Regions from separate parts of the Homo sapiens genome. Here region 2 is linked to region 1. A link is an interaction called in ENCODE POLR2A ChIA-PET data of the cell type or tissue named here. Cell type or tissue: CD4-positive, alpha-beta T cell. All regions are shown on one strand. Links, peaks and the distances in the headings refer to the core of each region. The heading gives the core; the rest is flanking DNA. Region 1 overlaps DLGAP4 (DLG associated protein 4). Region 2 overlaps AAR2 (AAR2 splicing factor).

Region 1 (7,507 bases), core at 2,307-4,806:
ACGTGCACACACACGCACACACACACCACAGACACACACATACACACACCACATACACACACCAGACACACACACGCACGCATACACACCACAGACACAAACACATACACGCACACACCACACACACACACACCACACACATACCACATACACATACCATGAGGGATAGATGGAACTTTTGATCTTCCTCTGGGGTGATTCCAGGGGCCTATTGAAGACTTCTCACCCTGAAGGCAGCCCTACTTAGCCTCAGTTTCTCCATCCATAAAACACGAACCATAACGAGCCCTGCCTGCCCTCTCAGGGCGGTTGCATTCAAATGATTCAGAAGAGGGAGAGTGGTTTTTGAGAGCTGTGCCCTTTTAAAGAGTGACAACCCACCATGGAACAGGAAGTTGACCTGTGCCCCAGGGAGGAGTTTCTGGGAAGAAAAACCTTGAGGCACCTGAAGCTGCAGAGGAAGAACCATCTTTATTCCCATATTCCAGGCAGGTAAACTGAGGCTTAGATTTGAGACATGATTATCTCTAAGTGGTATGGAGCTGGTAACAAAAACATCAGTGGGGAAGAAGGTCCCTAAGGGGAAGGGCGGGTTCCCTTAACAGACACGCCTGACCTTGTAAGTTTCCCTGAGGCAGCCCTGTACTCCCTTGCCATGGAGTAAGGATCAGTACACATGGACTCGCCTGAGAGCTTGTTAGAAAATGTAAGTTCTGGGGTCTCACTCCATTTAGACTTGGGTGAGTCCTAATTCAGGGGTTCTGGGAACCCAACTTGAGAAACACTGACACAGAAACGAAATAGCGAGAAACCAAAGCTATTCTATCCAGAGCATGCATTCAACTGACATTCACTAACAGCCCTTCCGTGTCACGCCCTGGCCAGCCTGCAGGACCCAAAGATACTCCCCAGTGCCATAAGGGAGGCATATGTGGAAATTGGCAGGCACTCCCACCCTTCTCCCTTCTTTGGATTTATTTTGGTGTTTCTTTTCTAACTTTTGGAGTTGTTTATCATATTGCTTTTCAGTTTGTTTTTTTCTTTTCTTTTTTTAATATAAACACTGAAGACTATACGTCTCTAGATACAACTTTAGCTGCATCCCTCAAATTTTGATATATTGTATTGTCATTATCATTCATTTCTAAGTCTTTTCTCATTTTCCTTTTGGTTTCTTCCTCAGCCCACGAGTTATTTAGAAATAGATGTTTTTTAAATTTCAAACGTATGGGTAATTTTCAGTTATCTTTTGTTACTGCATTGTTTCTTTGGTATTCGTTGAGATTGGCTTTGCAGCTTAAAACTTGGCAAATTAGGCCAGGCATGGTGGCTTACGCCTGTAATCCCAGCACTTTGGGAGGATGAGGTGGGTGGATCACCTGAGGTCAGGAGTTCGAGACTAGCCTGGCCAACATGGTGAAACCCTGTCTCTACTAAAATACAAAAATTAGCCAGATGTGGTGGCGGGCGCCTGTAATCCCAGCTACTCAGGAGGCTGAGGCAAGAGAATCGCTTGAACCTGGGAGGCAGAGGTTGCGGTGAGCTGAGATTGTGCCATTGCACTCCAGCCTGGGCGACAAAAAAACTTTGCCAATTTTTGTAAATGTTACATATGTGTTTGAAAAAACACGTATTTGCTAATTTTGGGGTTCAAACTTTTCTCTGTTCTTGATGTCCAGTGACAATTCTGGTGTGTTAGAGAGAACCAAGGGCTGTCGGACCCAAGAGGAGATTCCTGATCCGGTCTGTGTGTCTCAGGGAAGGCCTTCTGGAGGAGTTACTACTTAAAGATGTAAGTGTTAGGCTAGGAGACAAGATGGGAAAAGCATTCCACCCAGAGGGAACAGCATGGGCAAAGGCATGGAGGTATGGAGTAACTCTTGGCAAAAATGGAAACACTGATAAAATTTGCTAGGAATCAGGGTGAGGTAAGATCAGTCTGGTGGAGGTGGCAGGGTCAAAGGAGTGATGTTTATGAGAGAAGATATTACTAACACAGCCGTAGAGAAGAGTACATCAGGTGGCAGGAGCTGTGGAAGCAATAATACCAGCCAAGATCCATTAAGCTCTTATTGCTTGCTAGGCACTATGCTGAATGTTCTATGTGATTGCCTCGTTTAACCCCCTTTAACAGCTCTGTGAGATAGATACCATTATCTCCATTTATAGATGAGGAAATGGAAACCAGAGAGGTTGAGTAACCTGCCCAAGGTCACACAGCTCCAAATGGTAGAGTCAGGATTGGAAGTCAGCCAGATACAGTCTGACTCTGGCTCCCACATTCTCAGCCACTATGCTGTGGTTCCTGGGTATGATGGGAGTTGCTGGAGAATAACGTGTGGCTGGCTGTGACTGGAGCTTGGATTACCTAATACACAGCAAGGCTGGCCAGGCGCGGTGGCTCACACCTGTAATCCCAGCACTTTGGGAGGCTGAGGCGGGTGGATCACTTGAGGTCAGCAGTTCAAGACCAGTCTGGGCAACAAGGCAAAACCCTGTGTCTACCAAAAATACAAAAATTAGCTAGGCATGGTGGTGCATATCTGTAATCCCAGCTACCTGGGAGCCTGAGGCACAAGAATTTCTTGAACCCAGGAGGCGGAGTTGCAGTGAGCCAGGAGGTTGCTGGAGGTTGCACTCTAGCCTGAGCAACAGAGTGAGACTCTGTCTCAAAAAACAAACAAACAACAACAACCAAGAAAACAAAAACAAAAACATAAAAAGCACAGGCTGGACAAGATGAGGGCTTTACATTCAAGAGAATTGGGTTCCAGTGCTGACTACTTCCTAGCTCTGTGGCCTTGGGCAAGTCACTTCCACCCGAAGAGCCTTGGTTTCCTTATCTATAAAATGAGACCCATGCCCTTGCTCTGCCTGCCTCACATTCTGTGTAAGAAAAAATAAGATCATGCCTGCTTTGCAATCTCTGAAGTGCTCTGCCTGTGTCTGTCATTGTTGGACCAACCCAGAGAGAGCTGGGAATGGCCAGCCAAGGGACAGAACTGCCTGCTGCCAGCACTGGGGAGCTATGGGTGGGCCTTGAGCTGGGGAGGGGCAGGGAAGCCTGGAGCCTTGAAAGTGAAGCTAAAGAACCTCGCAGACCCTTCAGTTAGCTCTGTCAAATTCTGTAAGTATTTGTAAGAGTTGAATGAGTTTCAACTTTGAGCCAAGTTTCAGCTCATGAGCTAATTCCAGTGGGTTGCATAGAGTGCAGATTCGAGGATTCCAGGCCTTATCCCATCAATGAGAACGTGAGGTTTCCATTAGTTATGTCTGCCACAGGTGTAGGAAATACAGCTGGTGGTGAGCTCTGAATCTGCTAGTCAGGCTGTAGTCCCGAGGCTCTCAAGGGCACAGCAGCGCCTCCCAGGGGCTATTTTTGTTACCACAGTAACTGAGCAGGGGCTACTAGCTTTTAGAGGGCAGGAAACTGGTAACATTCAGGCCAAACTTTCACAATGAAGAATTGTCCCAGCTGCGTTCCATGTGACTTTCAAATGTCCTGCCAGCCATTCCTGTAGGCAAAAATAACGAAACTGAAACAAACAAACAAAAAACCTGTTTGTAACTCCCTGATCCTGGACCCTCACTATATTTTGTATACAAGCTTGAAGTACCTTTTTACCCAGTTTTAATATACCAGGAATGTAACTGTCATGAATGCCAAAGAAAGGATGTGCTTCTTCTGTTGGTTCAGAATTTTACCAAGAGTTGGTCACCATTTTGGAAGGATCATCCCCTCTAGCTTGTGGTACCAGCGATATTTGAGCAGCTGATTCAACAGCACATCTTTCTCTGTCTGCATTTGTAACTGTCACAGATTCTGTGGGTAGGTGCTGGCATCTGATTCCTTCATTACGCCTTCTTGACGAGTTGTGTCCCAGCATTGTGCTTTACAATATGAGTCGTATTATAAATTACTTTCCTTTCACTTCTCCTTTATATTTCAGTTAGGGCATTGTATGTTTTTAAATTACGTGTGTAGGTAGGTAATATGATCTATGAATTTTATTTCAGGAGAATAAAAGGGGACATTACAAAATATTTTCTATAAAAATGGCATTTGGGGTCTGAGGGGGTTGGATGGGGTTGGGAACATTGCAGCCCAACTCCTTCCTTTCTGATGGGGAAACTGAGGCTGGGGGTGGGGAAGAGGCTTGCCTTTGTTCGTATGGAAAGTGGGAGGCAGAACTTGAAACATATACTTTAGGAAGATCTTTCGCACTCTGGAGTGGGGGGAATCTGGGGGCAGAAGACCAGTGACGTGCCTGGAACAGGGGAATGGGAGTGAAGGAGGGGGTGGCTGTGGCAATGGCGATGAAAACCAGGTGCGGAGTTTCGAGATGTTTTGGAGGCCACCAGGCAGCTGTCACCGGGCGCTGGGGGGCCAGCGGGGAATCAGAGGTGAGGGGCAATGTGCTTTCTTGAGGAATTCCCCCCTTTGCCGGAAAAACTGGCTTTCTGTGGCTGGGAACCTCAGAGGAAATCAGGCCATCCCACAGAGAGGCCAGTCAAACTCCTCCTGCCACCACCCCTCCTCCAGTCCCCCACCCGCCCAGCAACCAGAGACCTAACCTGGCCCCGGCCAATTGGGCAGCCTGAGGCCAAAACAGCACCCATCCAATCCTGGGCGGCAGAGGCTGCCGCTCCCTGAGAAAATGATATGCCTGTTCCGAGAAACCAAATATCCTACAATGAATCCAATTAGATTTCATAGGCACATGAGAACGCGATCCATCTTAAATGTCCTCTGCAAACCTCCAGCCACAGATAAATATTTTATTCCATTCCAAGCAGTCCCGGGCAGAATATCAATTAGCATCCAGCTGCCTCCCTGGCGGGTCCAGACAGTCCTGGCTGAGGAGGGGGCTCTGAGCTGAGAGGGGAGCCCCCAGTCTTTGCCACGTGCTGCTGCTTAGCCCTGGTGTCACCTCAGGCAGGCGGCTTTTCCCTCCCGGGCTGTGTGTCCTCACCTGCGGAATGGGTTTGCAACATTGCCCTTCCTGCTTCTCCCCCAGTGCCCTAGTGCTGAGCAAGGAAGTTCATGTTCACTCATCTGACAAACAGTCCCTCAGTAGCTGCTGGGTGCCAGCATCGTGGTTAGCGTTGGGGACACAGCCTTGAATAAGATAGGTCAGTCTCTCCCCTCTGGCAGAGCTCACAATCTGGGAAGAGGGCAGCAACAATAAGCACATAAATGAAGACCGCTTTTGACAGAGACGAGTTTTACAAAACACACAGGCTGCTGTGACAGAGAAAAAGAGGGAGCACCCACTGTAGACTGAAGGATCAGGGAAGGCCTCCCTGAGGAGGTGACGTCTGTGCCAAGACCTGAATCGGGAAAAGTATTCTAGAAAGAGGTACAGCCAATGTGAACGCCCTGAGGGAGGAAAGTGCTTGGTGAGTTGAAGGATCTGGCAAACCAGTGTGGCTGGAGCCGAGTGAATGACTAGGAGCGGGGTGTGAGAGAAAGCTGGAGACAGTGGCAGGGCCAGGGTTGGGGGTGTCAGTTCATGCTACATCTGTGTTCAGTAGATGAATTGTGAAACCATTTACAACTGCAAATGAGCAGGGCCAGGAAGACACATGTCATGCCAGTGGGAGGGCCCCCAAGTCAGCGCAGATGCAAACCTGGCCCCAGGTTCCGTGCTAGGGCTCTACTGATGGGAATAGGCTGACAAAAAGGAACTACCTGTTACTCAGGATATCCCTCAACCTGGTCAGAGTCATTTGGGGTTCAAAACTCATCTCTACCACTTACCAACTGGGCAAGTCACTTTGCTTCTCTGGACTCAGTTTCCTCCTCTATAAAAGAAAAGGCATAATCTCACCTACACTTTGGGTCTGTTAAATGGGCTAATGCGTGTCAAGTGTCTGTTGGATCATATGTGCCTCATGAATGAAATAGTTGCTGTTACTACTGCTATCATCATCATTACAGTAATTCAGGCAGTGGCTCATGCCTGTCATCCCAGCACTTTGGGAGATCAAGATGGGAAGATTGCTTGAACCCAGGGGTTCAAGACCAGCCTGGGCAGCACAGTGAGACCCTGTCTCTACAAAATATTAAAAAATTAGCTGGACATGGTGGTGCATGCCAGTAGTCCCAGCTACTTGGGAGGCTGAGGCAGGAGGATTTCTTGAGCCCAGGAATTCCAAGCTGTAGTGGCTATGATCACAAACTCCAGCCTGGGTGATAGGGCAAGACCCTGTCTCATAAAAAAAAATTTTTTTTTATTAAATACAGTAATTCATTTACTCCTCCTAGTCACCCTCTGTTACTACCTTCATCTTAACAATGGCTCAGAGAGGGGAAGCAACATACTCAAAGTTCACACAGATGGTGGAGGAATTGGGCTTTTAGCCTGGGTGTGTTGGATTCTGTAGCTGGTATTACTTCCTCTTTGCCACTCAACTCTGTGATAATCTAGTACATGGCTTAAAGAGAGCACAGAATGAGTAGAAACCTAGAGCCTTGTCCTCTGAGAAAAGAGGACAGAAAGAGGGGTGGATTTGCCCAAGGCTGTGTAGCTGGCAGAAGAAGAGACAGCCAGAGCGGATATGTCTTAGTCCATTTTGTGCTACTGTAACAGAATACCACAGGCTGGGTAATGTATAATGAACAGAAATGAATTGGCTCACAGTTCTGGAGGCTGGGAAGTCCAAGTCAAGGTGCTGGCATCTGGCGAGGGCCTTCTTGCTATGTCATAACATGGTGGAAGGCATCACATGGCAGAAGGTCAAAGAGAGAGAGAAACAATGGAAAGAGGAGGTGAACCCACTCCTGCAATATCATTCATGAGACAGAGCCCTCATGACCTAAACACATCTTTAAAGTCCCACCTCCCAAGACTGTCACAATGGCAATTAAATTTCAACATGAGTTTTAGAGAGGACGAACAGTCAGACCATAGCAGAATGCAATCCCTGCATGGCCAACCAAGGGCAAAGGGAGCTTGTGTTACCTATAATCCCAGAGGGCAAAGCTGGGGCCAAAGAAGAAACCTCAAGGAGACCGATAGTCTGAGCTGCCCAGTGGTAGAACAGACTGCTTTGTGAGGTAGTAATTTGCCCATTTCTGGAAGTATACAAGCAAACTCAACGTGTTTCCAGAGGAAATTTGTATTGCTTATCTATTGCTGCAAAACAACTTTAGCAGCCTAAAACAACACTAAACACATGTTATCACACAGTTTCTGTGGATCAAGAATTTAGGACCAGCTTAGCTAGGTGGTCTTGGCTCAGGGATCTCTCATTAGGTTGCAGTCAGGATGTCAGCTAGGGCTGCAGCCATCTGAAGGCTTGACTTGGGCTGGAAGATTTGCTTCCAAGCTCACTTATAGGGCTGATGGCAGGAGGCCACGTGGACCACTCCATAGGGCTGCTTGAGTGCCTTTGTAACACAGTAGATGTCTTCCCCCAGAGCAAGAGATCCAAAACAGCAAGTTGGAAACTGCAGTATCTTTCATAGTCTAGCTCTGAAAGTCACATACTGTCATTTCCACAG
Region 2 (7,507 bases), core at 2,192-4,691, 150 kb before region 1:
GTAAAGCCAGCTGAAGAAGCAAATCATTAACCTATATTATACAAAGAAAATTTGACTATATTTGAAAATATTGGTCAGAAATCCAAAATTTCTAAACCAGGTAGCTATTCACACAAATCAAACTTAGTTCCGTATGCTTAGGAACAGGGAGCTAGTTTTTCCAGGTCTCTGGAGGTGGCACAGATCAAACGCCATGCATTTAAAGAGGTATTTGGTGTTGAGTACATCTCTTCTTTTTATGGCCCACATGTATGTATACCTCATTAAATTTCCAGCCACCTTTGAAGTAGAGAGAATGCCTGTGATGAGGAGCAGTATTCTGTGGTAACCAGAGACCCAGTTACTTGCCCAGGGACAGTGGTGTCTGGATCATCAGGTCTCTGTTTGAGATGGGCATCTGATAGAAATTGGGAACATAATATTTTTTGAGTGCTACTTTGTGCCAGGTCTTATTCTAAATGCTATACATGTACTATATCCATTCATGTAATCTTTGCTACAACCCTCAAATAAGGAAATTGAGGCCTTAATAGATTGAGTAACTTGCCCAAGGTCACACAGCTGCTAAGTGGCAGAGCTAAGATTTGAAGCTAGGCAGTTTGGCTCCAGAGCCCATGCTCTTAGCCACCAAGCTGCTCATAGAGATTAAATCACAGAGCCCTGTGGTTAAGCAAACAAAAATAATCTGCCTGGCAGGCTGACCCTGGAATAAGTACTCATGAATTTTTCTTTTGTGGGAGGTTCCAGAACTGTTCCCACCCAATGGAGAATCTGTTTTATCTTTCCGTTGCCCACATTGTGAAGCATTAGATGTGTGGCCTTGGGCAAGCCCTTGACCTTATCTATGAAATGAGGCAAATACCATCTTCCTGATCGCCTTGTGGAGTTGGGCTGAGGGTTACATGGTATAGTGCAGTATTTCCTGACCCTGGAGCAGACCATCCACATTAGAATCACCTGGGGAGCTTGTTAGAGCTACAGATACGAAGGCCCCATCATCTCTCCTCCACCAGAACCTCTGAGGGTGAAGCTTGGGTAGCTTTACTTTTAACAGACTCTCAGTGATTCTGATGGGCAGCCAGGTTTGAAATCCACTTGGCATAATATCCATGAACACATTTTGTAAACTTAAAATGCCAGGCAAATACTGGGAATACCTCTTCTCTAGCAGTCTGATTTTATAGAAATCCAAAGCCACAGGTTGGTTTCCCATGGCTTGAATTCATAGCGGTTCAGCAGACATCTATTGAGTACCTGTTAGGTGCAAAATCTCCTGCCAGGCTCTGCAGGAGTGACAAGGATAAAAGCTCATCTGTTGCTGAGGTCCAGTGGAATTCATGGCCTTGTGAATAGTGATGGAGAGTGTCAGCTGGTCCTCCTCTCCCTCAGAATCACTTCTCCTCTCTGCACCTTTCAGGTGAACTCCAGTTTGCTTTTGTGTGCTTCCTGCTGGGGAATGTGTACGAGGCATTTGAGCATTGGAAGCGGCTCCTGAACCTCCTGTGCCGGTCAGAAGCAGCCATGATGAAGCACCACACCCTCTACATCAACCTCATCTCCATCCTGTACCACCAGCTTGGTGAGATCCCCGCTGACTTCTTCGTAGACATTGTCTCCCAAGACAACTTCCTCACCAGCACCTTACAGGTGAGCAGTCTTTCTGACTGAGCTGATGCACATGTGGGTCAGAATTGAGGCAACAGTATGTGTTTTGTTTCTCGCTATTCTTCCATGACCCCAAAATTTTTAAATTTCAGTTTCCTAGTCTTGGGATATTTCCTGCTTTTCTCTCTCTTACTCAATTGTAAGTGCCTCTATGCCAGAAATTTTCTCTCTGTACCACCCTCTCCCTACACCTCGTCCCCAGAGTGCCTAACACTGGGGTACTTGGATTTGAATTCCTCCCACTGCTTTGGTTTACTCAGCTTAAAACAGCGTTTCTTTCTCCCTGTAGCCATGAATTGCTACAACCCAGTAAAGCAGAATTTTGAAGTTTGTTATTCCCAGTGAAACATCTGCAGCTCCTTAGATCTCATTTAAGCATTAAAATAACTTTGATTTCCTGTTCAAACAAAATGTGCCAGTTTCTGCAGAGATTCTATGACAGAAAAAGTGAAATTTGCTTTTAACTTGGCAATTAAATTTTCATTATGAGTGGTAATTAGGAAAGAAGCTTCAAACAACTTACAATCTTCATCCTATGCTATTTCCTCCCTTTGCAAACAGATTAGTCCTTTATGTACTTGGGACAGCCTCTGTCACTCACATTGTGTAACTTTCTCAAGAATAGAAGAGGCAGAAGCTGCCACTGTCAGTTTCCATACTTTCCCTCCCATGAGCTTCTTTCTTCTCCCTGTGTGTAATACCCCCATGAGGCCTGCTCCATATAAGGCAGCCTTTCACCAACCTTCCAATCCCACTCGGGGTAACAGAAGGGACGAGCATTCGTTAAATATTGGGGCTGGGCGTGGTGGTTCATGACTGTAATCCCAACACTTTGGGAGGTGAAGGCAGGAGGATCACTTGAGCCCAGGAATTAAAGACCAGCTTGGGCAATATAGTGAGACCCCGTCTCTCCAAAAATTAAAAAATTGGCCAGGTATGGTCATGTGCACCTGTAGTCCTAGCCACTTGGGAGGCTGAGACAGGAGGATCACTTAGCCCAGGAGTTTGAGGCTATAGTGAGCAATGATTATGATCGTGCCACTGCACTCCAGCCTGGGCAACAGAGTGAGACCCTGTTCACTCATTGAATCCCTTTGGAGCCTTGTAAGATGGGGGTATTATTCCCATTTTACAAATGGGAACACTTGAGAATGGTTAAATCACTTACTTGAAGTCATACAGCTGGCAGGTGGAGGTCAGGATTTGTACCCAGGCCTGAGTCTTGGTTTCCTGCCTGTGCTTATGCCCTTGTGTAGTGAACACAGTGTGAATCCCCCAGAAAGGATTCTTGATTGACATCAGTGAAGACTTCATCGAGGTCCTGTTTCTCAGAGGTACAGAACGCTTTTCTAAAGCCAACCTACTGTTGGATGAGTCCCTGTGAGCAGGCATCTGACTTAAAGCTGGCAGTTGAAGGACCTGTGTAAACCATGGCAATGAGTCAGTCAAGCGCATGATTTGAGCCTGGTCTGTTCCACTCAGAAGAGCTATAAAACTGTCCTTTTACTGGTTCTTCATATAACAGAGAAATTAAACCCCTTTGTCCTTCCTCTGTGGGGAAAATTTTCCCCAAAGGTACTGGTTATGGGTTGTGAGGCAGTGTGAGGAGGCATTAGCCTGCTAACTTGCCTCTGGCAGTGGCTGCTTCCCTCCTGATGCACGTTGATGCGTCGCACAGACACAGGAGGGCCACGGTGTTGCTGGCTGTCCAGACCATTGTTAGCACAACCAGCAGCTGAGCTCTATAATTGCCAGGCTTTGTTGCCAGCAATGATTTACAAAGCAGAAAGTGCCCAGCTGGATTGCTAGATGCCCAGGTGGGTTGTGCAAAGCTGATGGTTGGAAACATTCAGTCTTTGAACTTTTCACCAAGAAAATTCGATGTCATTATTTGGAAAAATCCAGGGCATGTGCCAAAACAAAACAAAACAAAACAAAAAACACATGTCTTTGAGCATTCTTCATATATAACATTCTACTGAAAGTGTTGAGGAATATATATACATGTGAGTTAGCCAGGGTTCCTGCCCTCAAGGGATTTGTTCATTGATTTAGCAGGTAATTGCTGAGCATCTGCTGTATAGAAGACTCTGTTCTAGAACTGGGAATATAGCTGTGAGCAAGACAGAGTCATTGTCTTGACTCTTGTAATTTGAGAAAGTTAACAGAAAGTTAACTAGCCAAGTAACTCCAGATAGCAGACTCTTGTATTTTGAGAAAGTTAACAGAAAGTTAACTAACCAAATAGCAGTAAGCAGGTAGCAGTAAGTGTTTTAGAAGGCAGTCCTGCCCTAGTACCATTTCCCTAGCCCCGGCCTTTTGGTCTCACCTAGACTGCATCGGAGTTTACCAGCCTCCGTGCTTACCAGTTACCCCATCTCTCTCCCACACTGCCACCTGAGGTGCTGCTCCATAATGCAGCTGTGATCCTGCTTCTCTGTGGCTCCTCATTGCGTGGAAAATTAAAAGCCTAAACATTGGTCGCAAAGGCCATTCTGATCTGGCTTCTTATCCTGTTCTCCAGCTTCTCTTTCCTCTCCGTTTTCCCCCATCAACTCCAGCAACAGTGGTCTCTTTGCAGGTTCCTGGACAGGTTATGCTGTTTCATGCTTTTTAAAAAAAAAAATTGTTGTAAAAAACAGCTGGTCCATGGTGGCTCACGCCTGTGATCTCAGCACTTTGGGAGGCCGAGGCTGGAGGATCACTTGAGGTCAGGAGTTAGAGACCAGCCTGGCCAACATGGTGAAACCCCCATGTCTACTAAAAATACAAAAATTAGCCAGGCATGGTGGTGGGCGCCTCTAGTCCCAGCTACTCAGGAGGCTGAGGCAGGAGAATCTCTTGAACTGGGGAAGCAGAGGTTGCAGTGATTCGAGATTGCACCACTACACTCCAGCCTGGGCAAAAACAGTGAGACTTTGTCTCAAAAAAAAATAATAAAAATAAAATTGTGGTAAAAAAAAACACAATTTAACATATATGCCCTCTTAACAGATTTTCAGTGTTCAGTACAGTATTAACCATAAGCATCATGCCATCCAGCAGATCTCTAGAACTTCTTCATCCTGCATAATTGAAACTTTATACCCATGTTTCATACCTTCTTGCCGGAACCTGATTTTCCCTCTCCCTGGTACATATTTGCTCATTCTACAACATGCCCTCAAGGCATCCCTCTCTGTCAAGCCATCCCTCCTCTCTCTGTCTCAATCTCTGTCTCTCTTTCACTCTCCCCTTTCCCTACTCTTAGCTTACTTTGAACTTGTCGCTATTATATTGCATGAGATGTGCTTGCTGAAACTAATATATTGTCTGCCTGACTCCCGCACTGAGTCATGGGCTCCTTTTACACGAGGCCTATTTTTTGTTCATCTGGTTATCTTCTTCTTCTTCTTTTTTTTTTTTTTTTGAGACATAGTCTTGGTCTGTAACCCAGGCTGGAGTACAATGGCGCGATCTCGGCTCACTGCAACCTCTGCCTCCCGGGTTCAAGTGATTCTCTGGCCTCAGCCTCCCAAGTAGCTGGGATTACAGGTGTGCACCACCACGCCAACCTAATTTTTTTGTATTTTTAGTAGAGATGAGGTTTCGCCATGTTGGCCAGGCTGGTCTCGAACTCCTGACTTCAGGTGATCCACCCAACTCACATCTGGTTATCATCAATATGTTGTCAAGGCCTAACATTTATGTCATTTGGTGTTATTGGGTGTTTTTAGATGGATAGAGTTCATAATTCTTGTGACAATGTAAATATCATAGGTATAAACAGTGGAGTCTGATCAAAGGGCGTTAGGAGCACCAAAGAGGGAGTGGTTAATTCTGACTGGGGTTGAGATTTGAGGCTTTATGCAAGGGTGGAAGGTGGGGGCATTTGACCATGCACTTGAGGGATGACTGAGATTTCAAAAGGCACAATGTGGAGAAGGATATTGTAAAACTTTTTTTTTTTTTTTAATGGAGAGTCACGTTGATGCCATGTTGGCAGTGAGAGTCCAGTTCTCCACACAGAGGCATTCACTCAGGGCATTTGTGACTGAATGAATCAGCCCATAAAAGCCTTCCTCAGCCAGCCGCCTGCCCTCCCAGGTAGTCAAGTAAGTGGAACTGGCTGTCTTACTTAGGAGCTTAAATGGCTACTACCCATGGAGAGGGACTGGTGTTTGTGTGTGTGAGCACTTAAAGACAGCCACATTAGCATGGATAAAATCAGCCGCGTAATGGAATTCTCTTAGCCATTAATTTTTTTTCAACTTTCCCATGTGAGGCCCTTTTGAATAGAAGCCACTGGTTTTTACAAATCCCTTGGATTTCACTTGAATAAAAGGGATTTGTTTTACAAAAATAGATGCAGTTTTTTCTTTTATTTAAAGCAACGTAAGTCACCATAATTCATTTAAAACCAATGAAAGGATAATCTGAATTTAATGATATGTTAGAAAGTGAGTTATGTACAAAATAAGGATTTTTATTGTTGATTACGTAGTACTTAGGCATATAGTCATCTAACCTGTTTTTAAAAATACTTCTAGTTACAATAGGCCGTATATGCTTTCCAACTTCCTTTGTTGCTAGTATTCTAAATGTGTGTTCATCTTTAACTCTTGAGGGAAAACACCAACTCTGACGATGAGGTCTATGGTATTTTTATCACGATGCCCACTATGATAAATTTGCCTGCCTACTCCTACACCTCTTGCCATTAGCTATCTCTTTTGCATGCTTAGTCTCATTGAGCCCTCACAACAGTGCTAGAAGCTAGGTCTCTAATCCCATTATATAGATGAGGAAGCAGGCTCAGGAAGGTCACATAATTTGCTCAAAATCAACAGAGCTAGTGAAAGGCAAGGCTGAGCTTTACATTCTAAAGCCTATGGTGGGCTCCTGTATATGATTAGAGCCCCAGATGAAACATCCCAGATTTTTCAAACTGACCTCAGGTGATCTCATTTATGCTGCTTTTTACCTTCCTGGTCATCATTGTGAAACAATAGTCTTGCTTTTAACACCACTTTCTTCTGCTGCAAGTGGAAACAAAATCTTCTACCTATTGCTAGTTTCATTCTAAGTTGAATAATTATTTGGGAATTGAAAAAATTAGGAAATGTCATCTTTTTGGTCTAGCTAAAAAAATAGGATAAGATAGTGACATAGCTACCTACCTTGATATTTTGAATTTCTCGAGGTGACCTAACTGAACTCAATTTATTTAACTTAGGTTTAAGAAAAGCTTTCACATGTGTGACTAAAGTAATTTAGAATTTCATAATACACAGATTAAATGATTAAAGTGTTCATGCTTTATTTTGTGTTTGAAGAAAAACACCCAGTAGGTGTGCTTTTTGTTTTAGATAAATGCATTTGTTTGCAAAATATTATCCTATTTCAAAAGTATTTTTTAAATATTCAGTATTGATATGCTGAGATTAAGGTGATTTATGTCCCAGTGACGTTAAAAAGTGTTGACTTGATTTTGTTTTAGTGAATAAAATAACTAGACCACTGTTAAGTTTCCTGAAGAAGGCGTAAAATTAATCTGAAAATAAAAGAATCAGAATAAGTTATTGCTTGGAAACTAAGTACTATTTAGACATCTTCATTTCTGAATTGTGAGGAGTTTTTACAAATACCAAGTTTGTGAAACTGTGGTCAAAAATAGACCAGGAAATGCCAGGGGGTAGGGGTGAAGGAAGGGTTTGACTGCTAAGGGGCCGCACAAGGGAGCTGTTTGGTGTGATGGGATGGCTCCATGTCCTGATTGGGGTGACGGTTACACAAATTTATACGCACCTTCAAACTCAGAACTGGATACCAAAAGCAAAGCAAACACTGTGAACATGTATCA

The links. Peaks named below come from ENCODE experiments on the same cell type or tissue, not always from the same donor. Only the 100,000 strongest peaks of a DNase experiment are listed, where the experiment ranks them.
Region 2: POLR2A ChIA-PET joins it to region 1 with 12 read pairs; 7 of 35 experiments call an interaction of 5 or more read pairs at or near these places.

Annotation. Positions count from the first base shown.
Region 1 is chr20:36,396,525-36,404,031 of GRCh38, forward strand. All of the region lies in intron 2 of DLGAP4 (DLG associated protein 4), which reads left to right. Among named protein-coding and RNA genes, the nearest start is that of DLGAP4, 94 kb to the left of the region's middle. In CD4-positive, alpha-beta T cell, for the core only: no CTCF peak of the experiment used is centred there; a DNase peak (open chromatin) is centred at 3,347.
Region 2 is chr20:36,243,280-36,250,786 of GRCh38, forward strand. It overlaps AAR2 (AAR2 splicing factor), which reads left to right. Exons shown (of 4, transcript NM_001271874.2): 3 at 1,418-1,647. Among named protein-coding and RNA genes, the nearest start is that of AAR2, 11 kb to the left of the region's middle. In CD4-positive, alpha-beta T cell, for the core only: no CTCF peak of the experiment used is centred there; no DNase peak of the experiment used is centred there.